2 separate regions of the Homo sapiens genome follow, and region 1 is linked to region 2. Evidence: read pairs that join two places in POLR2A ChIA-PET (ENCODE). Cell type or tissue: Caco-2. All regions are shown on one strand. Links, peaks and the distances in the headings refer to the core of each region. The heading gives the core; the rest is flanking DNA. Region 1 overlaps AHSA1 (activator of HSP90 ATPase activity 1). Region 2 overlaps POMT2 (protein O-mannosyltransferase 2).

Region 1 (8,330 bases), core at 116-8,115, 190 kb after region 2:
ACCCTCATGACTGAAACACCTACACACTCAAATTCCCTTCAAACCCCTTGGAATAATTACCCTTGGAGGTGAACATTTTTATGAGAATGAATGGTACAACTGTCTCTGAAGCCACGTTGATTGAGGTTGTATCATTACTCTGTATTGATCATTTTCACTGCCACCTTCACAGGCTAAGCCTGCTCCTTCAAAAACCCAGGCCAGACCTGTTGGAGTCAAAATCCCCACTTGTAAGATCACTCTTAAGGAAACCTTCCTGACGTCACCAGAGGAGCTCTATAGAGTGTTTACCACCCAAGAGGTAAGTAAGTCTTGTCCTTCAGGCCTCATGCCATCTGCCCTTCTAGGTGACTTGAGTTGGGGGCATATCCCTTCAGCAGTGTACAGAAGAGGTACTCACAAACTCACAACTGGAGCCATGAGGCCTTCATCAAAGTGAATTTTTCCCTCCCTCTATTCTCTTTTTTTTTTTTTGAGACGGAGTCTCGCTCTGTCACCTGCCCAGGCTGGAGTGCAGTGGCACAATCTCAGCTCACTGCAACCTCTGCCTCCCAGGTTCCAGCAATTCTCCTGCCTCAGCGTCCTGAACAGCTGGTACTATAGGCACACGCCATCACGCCTAGCTAATTTTTATGTTTTTTAGTAGAGATGGGGTTTCACCATATTTTTTAGTAGAGATGGGCTGGTCTGAAACTCCTGACCTCAAGTGATCTGCCTGCCTCAGCCTCCCAAAGTGCTGGGATTACAGGTGCAAACCACTGTGCTCGGCCATATTTATTTATTTTAAAAACAAAAGACCTGGTCTTGCTATGTTGCCCAGACTAACGTTGAACTTCTGGGCTCAAGCGATCCTCCTTCCTCAGCCTCCTGAGTAGCTGGGACTACAGGTGCACACTACCGTGCCTGTTCCAGTTTTGGGTCATATAAGTAGAAACCACTGAGTGAATCTTACTAGAAAAGTGAATGGCCATTCTTGGTTACTCTGTAGCACAGAAGAATTCCTGGCTTCTTTGTGTTGCACAGCTGACTTGTGCCATTCTGCTGCTATAGTGTGGAGTTGAGAAACATGACCGTATTCAGCTTTATTATCTGATAGTAAAGGTGGTTAGGATATGTGGAAGTTCCCATATACTCTGGGACAAAATTTCAAGATCTTATTTTTTAAACAAAAATGTAAATACAGCCATAAATTAAGAGGTACCATGTAGTATATGGGTGTTAGTATGTCTGTGCGCCTGCACCCAAAATACTCTCGTGATAAGTTCTCTCCCCCTTAGAAAACCAAGAACTGGAGAAGCAATTAAATGGACTGGGTTTTCTAGAAATTTAAAAAGATGTGTATAAACAAAATTGTACTGTACTTCAGAAAGTTATCTTAGTTGACTCCAGAGATGTGTTATGACCTGGCTATGCCAAAGACTGCATTCGATGGCTAACTTGGTTCTACTTGGTGCCTGCTGCCTTGAAGGACTTAGCAGCATAGCTGTGGTCTTCATGTGAATTGAATTTAGCACTTCAACACAGACTTCAGTTGAATCTCTGCTTCCAAACTAGCTAAAGTTTTCAGAGTTTTAAAATACTTTTGTATGGGAGGATTCCTAACATTTTTAACCTTCTGTTTATTTTTAATTTTGTACCATGTATTCGTATTACCTACTTTAAAAAATAGTAAAGTCTTATTAAAAGTAAAAGCGGCACCGTTGGGTAATCGAACACAGCAAAATGATACTGATTTCATATATATGGAGTAGGCCAGGCACAGTGGCTTACATCTCTAATCCCAGCACTTTGAGGGGCTGAGGCGGGTGAATTACTTGAGCCCAGGAGTTTGAGACCAGCCTGGCCAACATGGTGAAGCCCTGTCTCTACAAAAAATACAAAAATTAGCCAGGTATGGTGGTATGCGCCTGTAGTCCCAGCTCCTCAGGAGGCTGAGGTGGGAGGATCACCTAAGCTTAGGAGGTCGGGGCTGCAGTGAGCCATGATCATGCCACTGCACTTCGGCCTGGGCAACAGAGCGAGACCTATCTCAAAAAAAATAAAAGGGCTGGGCGCGGTGGCTCACGCCTGTAATCCCAGCACTTTGGGAGGCCAAGGTGGGTGGATCACGAGGTCAGGAGTTCAAGACCAGCCTGGCCAAGATGGTGAAACCCCATCTCTACTAAAAAATACAAAAAGTTAGCCAGGCATGGTGGCATGCGCCTGTAATCCCAGCTACTACAGAGGCTGAAGCAGAGAATTGCTTAAAACCTGGACGGGCGGAGGTTGCGTGAGCCGAGATCGCGCCACTGCACTCCAGCCTGGGCAACAAAGTGAGACTCCGTCTCAATAAATAAAAAAATAAAATAAAATAAAAGATGGAATAGATCTATTTTGGGACATGTTCTCAGAAATGATAATAGAAGTCTCAAACATTTACTTGAGAATTTTCTTTCATAAGCTCATTCTTATATCTTTCTGAACCATATACAATTTCAAATAAATAAAAGTAAACGGGTCCAAAGTAATGGCATCATCAGATCAGAAAGAATTCCCGAAGTCAAGTCCTGGCTGGTATTAAAACAGAATAGAGGGACACCCTGGACCCGCCTGTGGGGCAGACTGGTGGAAATGAGAGTTGAGGCATGCAGCCTTCAGCTGGCATTTGTCCTTGGGTCCCACTGAAAGCCATGTATCTTCTGCCTCTTTTTTTTTTTTTTTTTTTTTTTCCCTGCAGCTGGTGCAGGCCTTTACCCATGCTCCTGCAACATTAGAAGCAGACAGAGGTGGAAAGTTCCACATGGTAGATGGCAACGTCTCTGGGGAATTTACTGATCTGGTGAGTACCTGCCGGCCCTAGACTCAGGTTATTGCCTCTGGTCAGATGAGTGACATTTCTCTTTTTCTGAACTCTATAGGTAAAATGTAAGGCTTTAATCTCTTTGTTAATAAAACATTTTGTTTTTCAAAAAAAGGCTGTGATTTGAACTGTCTTGCAAGTAATATAATTGCACAGATGGTAGACTCCGTATGAAGGGCAGATGACTGATCCTAGCTAGGATTGGGTACATTGTAGTATATAATATAGACTGAGCTGTTTGATTATTTTAGGTCCCTGAGAAACATATTGTGATGAAGTGGAGGTTTAAATCTTGGCCAGAGGGTAAGTAAACATATTTATTGCCATTACCCCCAGAACTTTTTCTCTTTGCTGTAATTTTTTTTTTTTTTTTTTTGGAAACAGGGTCTCACTGTCACTCAGGCTAGAGTGCAGTGGCATAATCACAGCAAACTGCAGCCTTAACCTCCCAGACCCAAACGATCCTCCTGCTTCAGCTTCCCAAGTAGCTGAGACTACGTGTGCCACCATGCCAGCTTTTTTTTTTTTTTTTTTTTTTTTACTTTTTTACTTTTTTTGTAGAGATGGGGTCCTACTACATTGTCCAGGCTAGTCTCGAACTCCTGGGCTCAAGTGATCCTCCTGCCTCAGCCTCCCAAAGTGCTGGGATTACAGGTGCATGCCACCACGCCCACGTAATTTTAGTAGAGATGGAGTTTCACCATGTTAGCCAGGCTGGTCTGGAACTCCTGACCTCTGGTGATCCGCCCACCTCAGCCTGCCAAAGTGCTGGGATTACAGGTGTGAGCCACCACGCCCAGCCAGGTTGCCCCAGTCTTAAACTCAGATGGAAACCTAGATATGAAACCTCCGTCCCCTCTGCCTTTCCCAGGACACTTTGCCACCATCACCTTGACCTTCATCGACAAGAACGGAGAGACTGAGCTGTGCATGGAAGGTCGAGGCATCCCTGCTCCTGAGGAAGAGCGGACGCGACAGGGCTGGCAGCGGTACTACTTTGAGGGCATTAAACAGACCTTTGGCTATGGCGCACGCTTATTTTAGGGCCAGCGGCAGGGGACTCCAGCCTGCTGGACACTTCAGTCCAGCTCTCTCCTGACTGGGGCTTGCGACTCACAGGATTGCATCGTCCCAGCTGCTAACTTGGGGCCGGGGCCCCTCCCTTCCACATATACCTTGGGTTTGTGCATGTTTTCTGCTGGGTGGGTTCAGAGGGCAATTTCTCTTTTATGTGTACATATGCTAAATAAACATAATTTAAAAAACATGCGTGTCTGGAACCTATGTTGATTGAGTGGCTGGTATTGAGAGCTCCCTTGAAGGTTTTGAATTCAAAAAAGAAGGACAGGGTGGACAGCCTTGTCTCTATTCTGGGTAAGTGTAGGTAATTAAGAGGCACAGAGCCTGCTTCTCACTACCAGGCATTCCTGAGCTAGTCTTTCTTACTAGTAAATAGTTTCTGCCTTTTTACCCATAACAGTAGGGGAGGGTTGGTACTTGGGTAGGGAGTGCTAACACTATGCCTCTACTGCCAGTGCAGTTGACTTCTCACTTTGCACTGCCCATGGCCTCTTACCCTCTTGCAAAGATAAGTGATCACCAGATGCTGGTTTGGGATATGGGAAGGTGGGAGATTCCTAACTTGTGGCAGCTTCTGTTACATTGCAGTTACTGAGTACTAGACACTACACTGTTTACTTGCATTAACTCATTTGATCTCTATAATACGCAGTAGGTACTGTTGTCATTTGTTTTACAAGAACTTAATTAAGCCTTGGCTTTTAAATACATGTATTTTACATATAGCCAGGCGCAGTGGCTCAGGTCTATAATCCCAGCACTTTGGGAGGCTGAGGCAGGTAGATCACTTGAGGCCAGGAGTTCAAGACCAGCCTGGCCAACATGGCGAAACCCCATCTCTACTAAAAATACAAAAATTAACTGATGAGGTGGCACACGCCTGTAATCCCAGCCACTCAGGAGGCTGAGGCACGAGAATTGCTTGAGCCCAGAAGGTGTGAGCCAAGATTGCACCACTGTACTCAAGCCTGGGTGACAGAATAAGACTGTCTTGAAAAACAAGTATTTTACATAACATATTTGCTACAGGTGAGCCTTGGATTTCTTAACACCCAGATCCAACAAGCAGAGTTGAGATTTGCAACAAGGACTGTAACTGCAGAGCCCATACTCAGCAAATTGTTGTCTTTATTTAACAATATGTGGTACCATTAAGTTTGCTGGGCACTGACCATGAGCCAAGTGTTGGGGATATAGTGGGTTCAGACTGCCACATTGCAGGAAGAGGTAACAGTACCTGAACAGGGAGAGTCACTCCTGGACAAGCCTCGCCCTGACTTCCTGCACCCCAGCGGGAGTCAGTGCTCTCTAAGCCAGACGCTACCTCCTGCAGCTACAGCTATTTCCTTCGTCTGTTTATTGCCTGTTTTATTGGGTGGCAGCAAGACTTTGCAGGCTAAAACTGGTTAAAGCAGAGTTCAAGATCTGGTTCATTTACACTTCCCAAAGCCATCTTTGGCTTGAATTACAAGAGTGCTGGGCTGAACTAATCCACATCTAGTTTGACATTACATCTGCCTCCTAGGGGTGCAAAATGACGCCTTTTGATGAAGAACCTGGAGTCTAGCTTGAATCAAATCAACAGGCCCTTCCTAACAGACTCCTAACAGAGACGATTAAAAATGAGACTTTGGGCCGGGCGCGGTGGCTCACGCCTGTAATCCCAGCACTTTGGGAGGCCGAGGTGGGCGGATCACGAGGGCAGGAGATCGAGACCATCCTGGCTAACACGGTGAAACCCCGTCTCTACTAAAAATACAAAAAATCAGCTGGGCGTGGTAGTGGGCACCTGTAGTCCCAGCTACTCGGGAGGCTGAGGCAGGAGAATGGCGTGAACCTGGGAGGCGGAGCTTGCAGTGAGCCGAGATCATGCCACTGCACTCCAGCCTGGACGACAGAGCGAGACTCCGGCTCAAAAACAATTTAAAAAAAAATTAATTAAAAAAAAATGAGACTTTGGCTGGGAGCGGTGGCTCACGCTTGTAATCCCAGCACTTTGGGAGGCCGAGGCAGGCGGATCACAAGGTCAGGAGTTCGAGACCAGCCTGGCCAACATCGCAAAACCCTGTCTCTACTAAAAATACAAAAATTAGCCGGGTGTAGTGGCGGGCACTTGTAATCCTAGCTACTAGGGAGGCTGAGGCAGGAGAATCGCTTGAACCTGGGAGGCAGAGGTTGCAATGAACCGAGACCAAGCCACTGCACTCCAGCCTGGGCGACGGAGACTCTGTCTCAAAACAAACAAACAAACAAACAAACAAATGAGCCCTTTCGGCCAGGCGCAGTGGCTCACGCCTGTAATCCCAGCATTTTGGGAGGCCAAGGCGGGCAGATACCTGAGGTCAGGGATTCGAGACCAGCCTGGCCAACACGGTGAAACCCCATCTCTACTAAAAATACAAAAATTAGCTGGGCATAATGGCAGGTGCCTGTAATCCCAGCTACTCAGGAGACTGAGTGGGAGAATTGCTTGAACCTGGGACACAGAGGTTACAGTGAGCCAAGATCACGCCATTGATTGCATTCCAGCCTGGGTGACTGAGCAAGTCTCAAAAAACAAAAAAAAAGAAAAGAAAAAGAAAAAGAAAAAGAAAAAATGAGCCTTTTCACACACACCTGGCTGGAAAGTTACCAGTTCCAGAATACTTAGAATCAATCAAGTAGAGATGACCAATATGTTCATTAAACCCAAGGCACCAGGCTAAGTGCCTGCCATGTGACATGTGCAGTTGCCATTACGTGCCAGTATTGATGGCTATTCAATTCTTACCATTGCCATTTTACTGATAACATTTTGGTAAGCCATCTGGACCTAAAAAGCAAATGGCATAGCTAGAAATAAAACTGTGGACTTCGACTTTGTGTTTGAATAGTAAAAGTTCCACTTCCTAACAAATTGGGTGAATATCCTTATCTGTAGAATGTGCATAATAGGTGTCTTGTGAGAGCGTTCGAGATGATACATGTAGAAACGCTGGCACCTGGTGTCATTTAGCAAATAGTCGCTGCTGAATCCATTCAAAAGCCCAAGTGTTTGCCCTTAAGCCAGAATGCTATTTTGAAAAGCTGGCTAATTTTAATCCAAATTGCGTATCTTGGGCTAAGAGCTCTCCATGCCTGAGAGGAAGAACAATGCACAAAAGTGGACTCCACTCCTAAAGATTCTTACTCAGTGGGTGTGGGGTGTGGCCCATAAACAGAGTTTAATAAATACCCCAGGTGATTCTAATATCAGGGATGCACTTTGAGAAGCATCTCAACATATTAACAAAACAAAACCTCATTGTAAAGGAGCCACAGCAGCACATTTGGGTCCCTTTTGTGACTAATGGGGCAAAGGATCTAATCATTCTTTCTCTTTAAAGACCTCTTGACAGAGGTCAGCAGACTCTATACTGCTGGTTACCTAAAACTCTAGGAAGCATTCAATCTGACCAGTCTTGCCTAGCCTAGGGCCATTTGTGAGGCTAACCAGAGGGGGTAAAATTGGGCAAAACCATCTTGGTTGCTGGGGTAGCTGTTAAGGTAGAAACAGTCAGTGGTGTTCATGCTGGATTCATGGCCATGGATGAACTCCTGGTGTTGGGGACAGGAAGAACAGCTAGTCAAGCCAGTGATGTGACTGACACTGGAACAGAAAGGAGTGGAGGGACCCTCTGGTTTCATGGGCTTCCTCTGGGCTCTGATACCAGCTGCTCTGGAAACCCTCCCTTCATCAGGCTCACTGCTCCCGCCGTTGGCGCTGCTCCTCACACACAGGTGCTCCTAAAGCCTGCAGCCACCTGCGCAGTGTCTTTCTCCTTTGCATTGCTCGAATAAATGTAATTTCATAGCCGACCCACTCCCCAGCCCCTTTTGTTTAGTTTCTCTCATCTGTGGCCTGACACGGTAGCAATTTAGCATGCCACTTTAAATGTACAGATTTAAAATGGGGTTGGCTAAATTCAGTATGGGTAATAGAAAACCATTAAATATAGATTAAGACAGTACGTTTAAGTGCCAAAGTGAGTTATATTAGAAAGGAGGGGAATTAGCAGTTTCCTTAGAAAGCAGACTCTGGGATTACTCTGTCTTGTTACTTTTAAAAGTTTCTGCTGAAAAATAATTAGCCTCGAACTGGGCGCAGTGGCTCATGCCTGTAATCCCAGCACTTTAGGAGGCCAAGGTGGGTGGGCTGCTTGAGCTCAGGTGTTTGAGACCAGCCTGGGCAACAGGGCGAAACCCCACCTCCACCAAAAATACAAAAAAAATTAGCGGGGGTGTGGTGGCGTGGGCCTGTGGTCCCAGCTACTTGGGAGGCTGAGGTGGGAGGATCACTTGAGACCGGGAGGCAGAGATTACAGTGAGCCGATATCGCGCCACTGCACTCCAGCCTGGGTGACAGAGGGAGACCCTGTCTCAAAAAAAATAA
Region 2 (8,330 bases), core at 331-8,330:
AAGGGCTAAGGCAGGCTGACGCTCCGGAGTCCGCTGCTCTCTGTGCGTCACAGGCAGGAAGTCCAGCTACCTGCAGCCACTGGGGGGCATGGTGGGAGCCAGGCCCTCCAGCTCGGGGCGGCGCGCCTTCCTCCACGCTGGATTCATTTGTTTGTGGGAGGGAGGGCAGCACAACTTTGACAGTCCCATCTGCTCTGCCTTTGGTGACATCCCAAGGTGAGGTCAGTATTCTCTGCCCTCAAGGCCCTCTCAGAGGTCTGAGAATTTTTGATGGATCTTACAAACCAAAACCAAAGAAATCCAACAGAAAAAAATACCAGAAAATATTACTATAGCCTGGACTATTTTAGAGTTTATGACACTCAGCTGTCCAGTTACACGGTCTGTATTCCACAGGGATATGGACAACATGCCCTCACATACACACACGCGCACCCACTCCCACCCTCTGGCACCCATCCTCCCCTGCGCTGTGCACGAGGGAGCAGCCCAAGAGGCGCTGTCCTCTCCGTGGTGCTGTGGACGGAGCTGCGGCTCTCTCCCGGCTCTCTCCAATGCTGGGTTCCATTCCAGCTGCACTCCCAGAGCTGGGTCCTGGTGAGCAGCAGAATTCTTCGGGCTCCTTAGGCAGCTTCCTCATGGCCGGATGGTCCAGTACTGCTTCCCAGCTGGCTCTCCTGGGAAGTTCCTGGACCCAGGCTGGAATCTTTGCAGTGGCCTCAAAAGTCCCATGAGTCCAGCCACCTTAGTCCTGCCATTGGACTTTGGGGGTCCTGGGCCAGGGGACCAACCATCCCGTAAGCCAGAGGGTGGAAGAGGTAGAAGCTGTGAGAGAGAACCAGTAGGAGGCAGTTGGCACCCCCAGTGCCTCAGCTGAGGGGCTTTGAATTCCATTCCTCCTGCTGGAGCTCCAGAGAAATTCCCCATCGCCAAGCCCGGTTCTCTTTCACGGCCTTGTCTGTCTGAGTCCCACTGGGGCACACTGTAGCTGGAGAGCTTAGTAGATGCTGACTCAATGACAATCATGGAAAGGGCTCTTCCCAAGAGGCCCAGGAGGGCAACCCTTCTAGGGGTCTTGTCATGGGCTATTTGGCCAGGGGTGTTTGTCAACATGTGAATGTAACCCTCTTAGGCAGGCATGTGCTCACAGGCCACAGGCCCAGCACCAAGGCCAGGGACTGGGGAAGCGGGGAGCCTTCCAAACAACTCTCCCTTTCAGCCACTCAGCCACACACTTCCCATTCCCACCCTTCCCACCCCACCCGTCGAGAGCTCTTCCGGCAGGGGGCCACAGTGACTAAAGAGGGGTGCCCTGTCCCCCATTGCCCCCCGGTTCCCCCCTCCCTCACCCGGAGAGCTGTTCTGACAGGGGGCCATGGTGACTAAAGAGGGGTTCCCTGCCCCCCATTCCCACACTCCCCCTCTGAGAGCTGTTCTGGCACAGAGTCACTGTCACTAGAGGGGTACCCTTCCAGGTGCGCTGGGATGGCACAAAAGCTGAACCACCGGCAGAAGGGGAAAAGGCAGAGTTAAGCCCTGCTTCTCCTACCTGGCTGCACATTAGGATCACCTGGGGGACTCTGGAAACCACGGCCCCACCTGGGCTTGGGTGACGCAGAACCTCCAGGCATGGGCACTGGTGGTGTTAAAAGCACCGCAGGGGATTCTCGAATGCATCAGGGCTGAGGCACTGCTGAGCCCACACTGGGAGGGCATGTGAGGTGCAGAGATGCTCACCTGTAGGCAGTTCCCAGGAGCAGGCTCAGGATTCCCGCCACATGTATGCCCCTCGCCAGGGGCCATGAGGCCAAGCCCCAGGCACAGAGCCGCAGGAGGGTGTCCCACAGAATGCCTAGAGGAGAGGAGAGAAACCTGGAGTCAGCCAGGCAGGGGGTGACTTCTGGGCTACAGAAGAAGGAGGCACTCCAAGTCAAGGAGCAGAGAGTCACTCCCAGCACTGCTGCCCCACAGTGGCCTCCCGTCAAGGAGCAGAGTCACTCCCAGCACTGCTGCCCAACAGTGGCCCGCCCTCCACCTGCTCTGTCTCCCAAGTCCAGGTGGGTGGCACTGACCTGTCAACATGCTTGAGAAGAGCATGGCTGGGAAGTAGTGGTGGAAGTAGAGGACCCGGCCCATCAGGAAAAACGGGAAGTAATGGAGTGTCCAGCCGAGCAGGACCTGGCCGCCTCCTCGAAGCAGGACCTGGGACAACCCTGGGCCCAAGCAGCACAGCCCAGTCAGAAGACAAGGAGCGGGCAGAGATTCCAGGCTCTGGTCCAGCTCTGCCCCTTCCTTGCTGTGTGACCTTGAATATGTCATATCACCTCATTGGACCAACCCAAACCACGCTACAGAAACTGGAGAGGAGCAGCTGGGGCTCGAGAGCTCTGGTCAGGGCCCAGCCTAGTGAGGCCTGGGCACCAATGGCAGGTGCACCAAGCACCAGCAGGAGGCAGCCCAGCCTCTAAAGAAACCCTTCTGCGCCTGCAGACAGCTTCACTCCCTACTTCCACCTCCCACATCTTTGCTGCCACACAGATCTTTGCAGCGGCAGACAGGCGCTAAGGTGAGGTTACAGGTGAGGATGGAGTGAGGAGGTGTCTGGGACTATGACTGTTCAGACAGAGAGCTGCAGAGGCAAAAGGGCCTGTGTGACTGTCTCAGGTGCTGTGGCCCATGGTCTGGCAGCCAAAGTTACCAAGAACAGCACTGGGATGGGAACTCAATAACCCTGGAGGCTCCTCTCTAGCCCATGAGAGGACAGGGCCATGGAACAAGGAGGTGGCAGAAAAGATGGGCAGCTCTGTACACAGCATGGGGCTAAAAGTGAGGGCTGTGGAGTCAGATTGCACGGGTTTGAGCCTCAGCTCTATCACTTACTAGCTGTATGTCCTGGGGCAAGTTTCTTAATCTCATGGTTCCTTGGTTTCCTAATCCATAAAATGGGGGTCATAATAGCCAACGCTCTAGTGTTGTTGGGAGGAAGTAAAGTGTTTAACACAGCACTGGGTACTTGGGGGTTGTTACCTTTCAAAAGCAAAGGATAAGGGAAGGTGTGGGGTGGTAAACGCAAAGGATGGCCCATCAGCAGGCAGCCGGCCCTCCCCAGGGGTGCAGGTGCCCTGCTGCCGCCAGGTCAGGGGAGGGAGAGCCCAGAGGACCTGACCTGCAACCTCCGCTGGCAGCCGTGCCCCTCTCTGCATGGCTACAGCAATGATGCTCCCTGAGAGGAGGTAGAGGGCGATGCTCAACAGATTCAGCCACCAAACCACCTGTGCAGAAATGGGAATGGGCAGATGAGAACGCAGCCGCTCTCCACGGGCAAGTGCTCCAGGGCCTGAGCCGGGAATGTTTAGGCACTCACCGGGTTGCCAAGCAGATAGACTCGGAAATCTGTGTCATTGACCCCTGAGAAGCGTAGGCCCTGTGGAATAGAGACCACCCTGCTGACCCAGGCCCAGCCCATCCTCGGCCACACCCATTAGGGGGAGGAAGATGGTCACCTTCCACAGACAGGGAGCCTGGACACGAACCTCAGGCTGGCAAATTCTACACGAGCTCTCTGGGAAGCAGGGTCAGAATTAGGGCAGAAAACAGATACTCCCACCTCTGGCCAACCCATCCCAGGAGGCCCCTCGCCCTGCCGCCCTAGTACACCCACCCCCGCCTCCACCGGTCTCCCTGCTCTTGTTCTTGGCTCCATTTCCTGGGAGGAGCCCCAGCCTTGGATCCTACCTGATAGTTGATAGGCCAGTGCCAGGGTTTGGACGTGAACTCATTGTCCTTGGGTTTGAGGCCACTGTTCCCCTGCATGAAGGTAGCAAAGAAAGCTAGTCAAGACAGAGATCTAGAGGGCTGACAGAAATGTGGGGCCCAGGTTTTTCTGATATAGGGCCAAGCGCCGAGCAGAACCTTCTCTCCTTCCCTTCCCTTGCAGGGAAGAATCAGGCAGCTGCTGTCTGCCTACCTACGACACTTGCTTTACTTCTCCCAGACAAGCCTCCATCTCCCATAAGGGGTCCATTCCAACCTTCTAGGGAAAAAGAAGGGAAAGAGGAAATTGTTCCAATGGGCACAAAATATATACCCATCTGCCAAGCTAAGGACAAGGTGTGAAAATGGTGGGAGAGAGGGGATATAAAATGAGGCTTACAGCCGGGTGCAGTGGCTCATGCCTGTAACCCCAGCACTTTGGGAGGCCGAGGCGGGTGGATCACCTGAGGTCAGGAGTTCAAGACCAGCCTGGCCAACATGGTAAAACCCCGTCTTTACTAAAAAATACAAAAAATTAGCTGAGCGTAGCGGTGGGTGCCTGTAATCCCAGCCACTTGGGAGGCTGAGGCAGGAGAACCACTTGAACCCAAGAGGCGGAGGTTGCAGTGAGCTGAGATCATGCCATTGCACTCCAACCTAGGCAAAAAGACCAAGACTCAGTCTCAAAATAAATAAATAAATAAATAAATAAATAAATAAATAAATAAATAATAAGGCTTACTTATTTGTTCCCTTCAGGGGCCAATTTCAAACAGAAAAGCAGAAACTCTCATGCGTGCCTAGACTTGGAAGAGGTTGCTTTAGCTTAGTGCTTCTCCACCTTTTTTTTCCACTACTGCCCCTCTACCAGGAGCCTTTGTAGACAAGTTTCTCCCTAAACACACTCCATGACATTTTAATACTTTATACTGTACATCTTACTTGTGCTTTATACATAAAAAATTAGATATTTTGCCCTCCAAGAACACATTTCATCTATTGGGAGAGAAATCAACCCTAATGCATGCTTTGGTTTGAAGGACCCAGACTCAGCCTCCCTAATCCAGCAGCCAAGAACATCTGCTAACCTTTCTCTACAGGGCAAACCAGGTCTTTGCTAAAACAGGAAGGAGTAGGGTCAGGATCCAGGATATTAACCACTAGGACTGGGTTCTGCCTTATCACTGGGACAGACTGAAAAGGCATTTCCCCAGAAGGGGAGTCAGCTGCCATGACTTAGGCCGGAGCTTCTCCACCTCAGCACTCCCAACATTTCGGGCTGGATGAGTCTTTGCTGTGAGGACTGTCCCGTGCATTGCAGAGTGTTTAGCATTCCTGGCCTCCACTCACTGAATGCCCGTAGCACTCCTACCCTCAACCCCTCAGTTTCCCAGCCAAAAATTTCTCCACAGATGGCCAAAAGTCCCGAGAGGCAAAATCACCCTCAATTAAGAACCACTGGTATAGCCTAAGAAAGACCCAGAAAGTTCAGTGGACTGCCACCCAGTGCCTTATGAATCCAGTTCAGCAAGGGGCTGGGAATAGTTTACAGGCCTCTACATGGTGGAGAGGTTGTGCCTCCAAGGTCAAAAGTGCATCCAGGGCATCAGACACAAAGGGGACAGCTGCACGGCCCCAGCGTCACTGCGGCCCTTTGAAGGACCTGGGAATGAGGAATGAATCATTCTGGACCCCTGCGGCAGTTGCTGAGGGAAACCAATTCCTTCAAATTGTACAGTTTGGTCCCAAACCCAAGGACTCCAGCCAGAACTGTACCAAGCCAAGGGAATCTTATTCACTACATTAAACTCTGAGAAATCCTGCTCTGTTGCTAAACTAAAAGAGGAAAGAAAAATCTGCAACCATCACAGGCATATGTACTTGTAAGTTGTTCTCTATGGCTGAAATCTGGATGGGCTCATTCCTGTAACTGCACCAGGCAAGGCAGCCTTCTCCTCCAGGTCCCGGGCCACTACTCAGCCAGCGGAAGAGCCCTGCCCCTGCAGTTTCTATAGTCTGGACTCACTGTTTTCATCTCTCTCCCCTCCCTGACTCTTTGTTGGCTGAATAAGAAAGCTCTCATTACTTCCCTTTTCTTCTCTGACTCTACTTCTTAGATAATGAAAGACAAAATGAAACTCGTAGATTTAGTCTTAAAATTTGACCCAGGCCCAGAATGATATTCTGACTGACAGGCACATGTTCAAAAGAGCTATGTCATCAGGCCACAGTGACAGCTACAAGCAGAGAGTCAGAAAGGAAGTGACCCAGAGATGCTTAATGTCAACTTATCACCTCCCAATGCGCAAAAATGACAAAATTTGAATTTTTAAAATTTAATCTGGTGAAATAAGTCAACTATATGTACTGAGTACTGCTTACATAATCACTTCCAGGGAAGTCCACTTGACAATGGCTTACCAGGGGAAAAATAACAAGTGCTACACCTCCCTGCAATGCTGTGGGTAGAGTGATAATCACATATCTGGCTTGAGATAGTGATTCTTAAACATTATTCCTGCAGAACACAGGTTTTCCATAAGCCAGAATAAGGGGGTCTTCCACTAAACAGCAGGACTACAGCAGGGGAAAATTTAAGCTAGTGAGTAGAATTTTCTCAATTTAAAGATTTCTTCTCTGAATTTTTCTTAAACCTTTGATGCTACAACTGCTGTCAGCTACTAATGATAGAGAGTGCAAACAATGTCTTAGAAAACCTTAAAAAGAATCAATCATGCCCTGCCTAAGCAGTTTCTGTCCAGGAATATGAGTGGGCTCGTGGCTGGGATTTCATGCTGCATATAAACAACACACTCAAATTAGCTATCCATCCTAACTGATCCTGATTTCATATGATGGAATGAACTATCAGTATCTCATGATCTTCAACCAAGAGCACTATGATTTTCAGGGGCTCTGCCACTTGGGCAGATTCACAAATCACTTAGAGGTGAAGGAGTGTAGTGGTAACTAGCAGTAACTCTAAAAGCCTACCAGCCTGGCTCTGAGGGCTGGATCTACCTCTTACACTTAGCTGTGTGACCCTGGGCAAGTTCCCTGACCTCTTTGTATGTCAGTTCCCTCTCCTGTAACTGGGAATGATGGCAACCTCCATATGATTGTAATAAGTATCAGATGAGTATAGTGCTTAGCGTAGTGCCTGGCACATGAGCTGTACAAGCAGTCACTGGTATCACCATCATCACCACCATCCTCATTCTGTGGTGAGGGAAATGCCTTTGAGGATCACAGAAAACCGTAGTAAAGATGCTTTCAAATTCCTCCACAAGGGGGAATGGATCTGTAGCATGGCATTGACTTGTGATCCAAATTCATGGCTGCCCAAAAGCTCTTAGAGACGCCATGAAATGAGAAGGGGACACATACCCGGATCATGACCATGTGGGATTCCAGCAAGATCTCAGGAAAACTGGGCTGTAGCACATCCAGGCTGATGTTTGGCACTAGGGGAAAAAAATGCAGGAGAAAAGCCTTTGTCATACATTCTTTCCTCAGTCTGTCCATGGTGTCCACATTCCCACCAGAATCCAAATGCAGCCTTGCTGACAAGTTCACAACTGTTGAGGAGACAGAAGAAAGCTTGGCCCAATTCTTGATCATTTACTTAGCTGTATGAAGAACTCATCAGGCATTCTAAGAAATGCAAAGGAAATAGACAACAAGGTTTCACCTGCTTGGTGCTCCAACAGCTCCCAGCACCATTGCTTTTCACTGTGGTACTGGCTCAAATGCTGCTCTCCTATTAGGCATAAGGGACAGCTGCACAGCCCCCGAGTCACTGTGGCCCTTTGAAGGGCCTGGGAATGAGGAATAAATCATTCTGGACGCCTGGAGCAGCTGCTGTCGGGATGGGGACCAAGTCTGTCTCCTCGCCAATATGTCCACAGGGCCCCATGTGGTTCCTGGCATACTTGATAAAGAGTTGTTGAATTAGTTGATTAGTGGGTTTGGCTAGATTAGGTGGGAAGAAGAACAAAATGAAGGCACACATAAGCTTGAGGTGGGTAGTTTAGGAAAACAGATGATGAATCCAAATACTTATTGAGTTGAAGCTGACAACGCAGTGGAAATATCAAATTGGAGCTTGGGTGTAGAGATGTGGGGCACAGATCAGGGCTGTGGCAGTCACTTTCTATAAAAGCATTGGCTGGATATGTGGGGGGGCGGGGGAGCGACTCTACACTGAGGCATAAAGGGAAAGTAGCAGCTTGCTCCAAGCCTGGAGGCTGGGGAGGTGCCCATGGTGCAGGGGAGAGAGGAGCCCAGAGGAAGACGAGACAGATGGATCTGCAGATGGCCACTGGCCACTTTAGGGAGAGGAGTTTACGGAGGGAGTGGATGAGAAGGAAAAGGAGTATGCTATGTAGGTACAGACAACTCATAGAAAGAGAGTGTTAACAAGGAACAAACAGCAGCAAGTTGAAGGGATAGCACAGTTTACAAACGCTTACTTTTCTAAGATAAGGGTTTCTTATAAATGCTTCCCTCCAGAGCCAGCCCAGAAAGTGACCTCACTCACACTTGGGATTGATATGGTCCTCCACATTCCAGATGGA

Evidence for each region. Peaks named below come from ENCODE experiments on the same cell type or tissue, not always from the same donor. Only the 100,000 strongest peaks of a DNase experiment are listed, where the experiment ranks them.
Region 1: POLR2A ChIA-PET joins it to region 2 with 11 read pairs; 3 of 35 experiments call an interaction of 5 or more read pairs at or near these places.

Annotation. Positions count from the first base shown.
Region 1 is chr14:77,465,367-77,473,696 of GRCh38, forward strand. AHSA1 (activator of HSP90 ATPase activity 1) reads left to right here. Exons shown (of 9, transcript NM_012111.3): 6 at 173-301; 7 at 2,717-2,818; 8 at 3,091-3,142; 9 at 3,711-4,106. The coding sequence ends at 3,883. Among named protein-coding and RNA genes, the nearest start is that of AHSA1, 11 kb to the left of the region's middle. In Caco-2, for the core only: no CTCF peak of the experiment used is centred there; a DNase peak (open chromatin) is centred at 3,945.
Region 2 is chr14:77,276,657-77,284,986 of GRCh38, forward strand. POMT2 (protein O-mannosyltransferase 2) reads right to left here. Exons shown (of 21, transcript NM_013382.7): 14 at 8,294-8,330; 15 at 7,141-7,217; 16 at 3,736-3,807; 17 at 3,365-3,424; 18 at 3,167-3,272; 19 at 2,073-2,213; 20 at 1,738-1,852; 21 at 1-825. The coding sequence ends at 720. Among named protein-coding and RNA genes, the nearest start is that of NGB, 9.6 kb to the left of the region's middle. In Caco-2, for the core only: no CTCF peak of the experiment used is centred there; no DNase peak of the experiment used is centred there.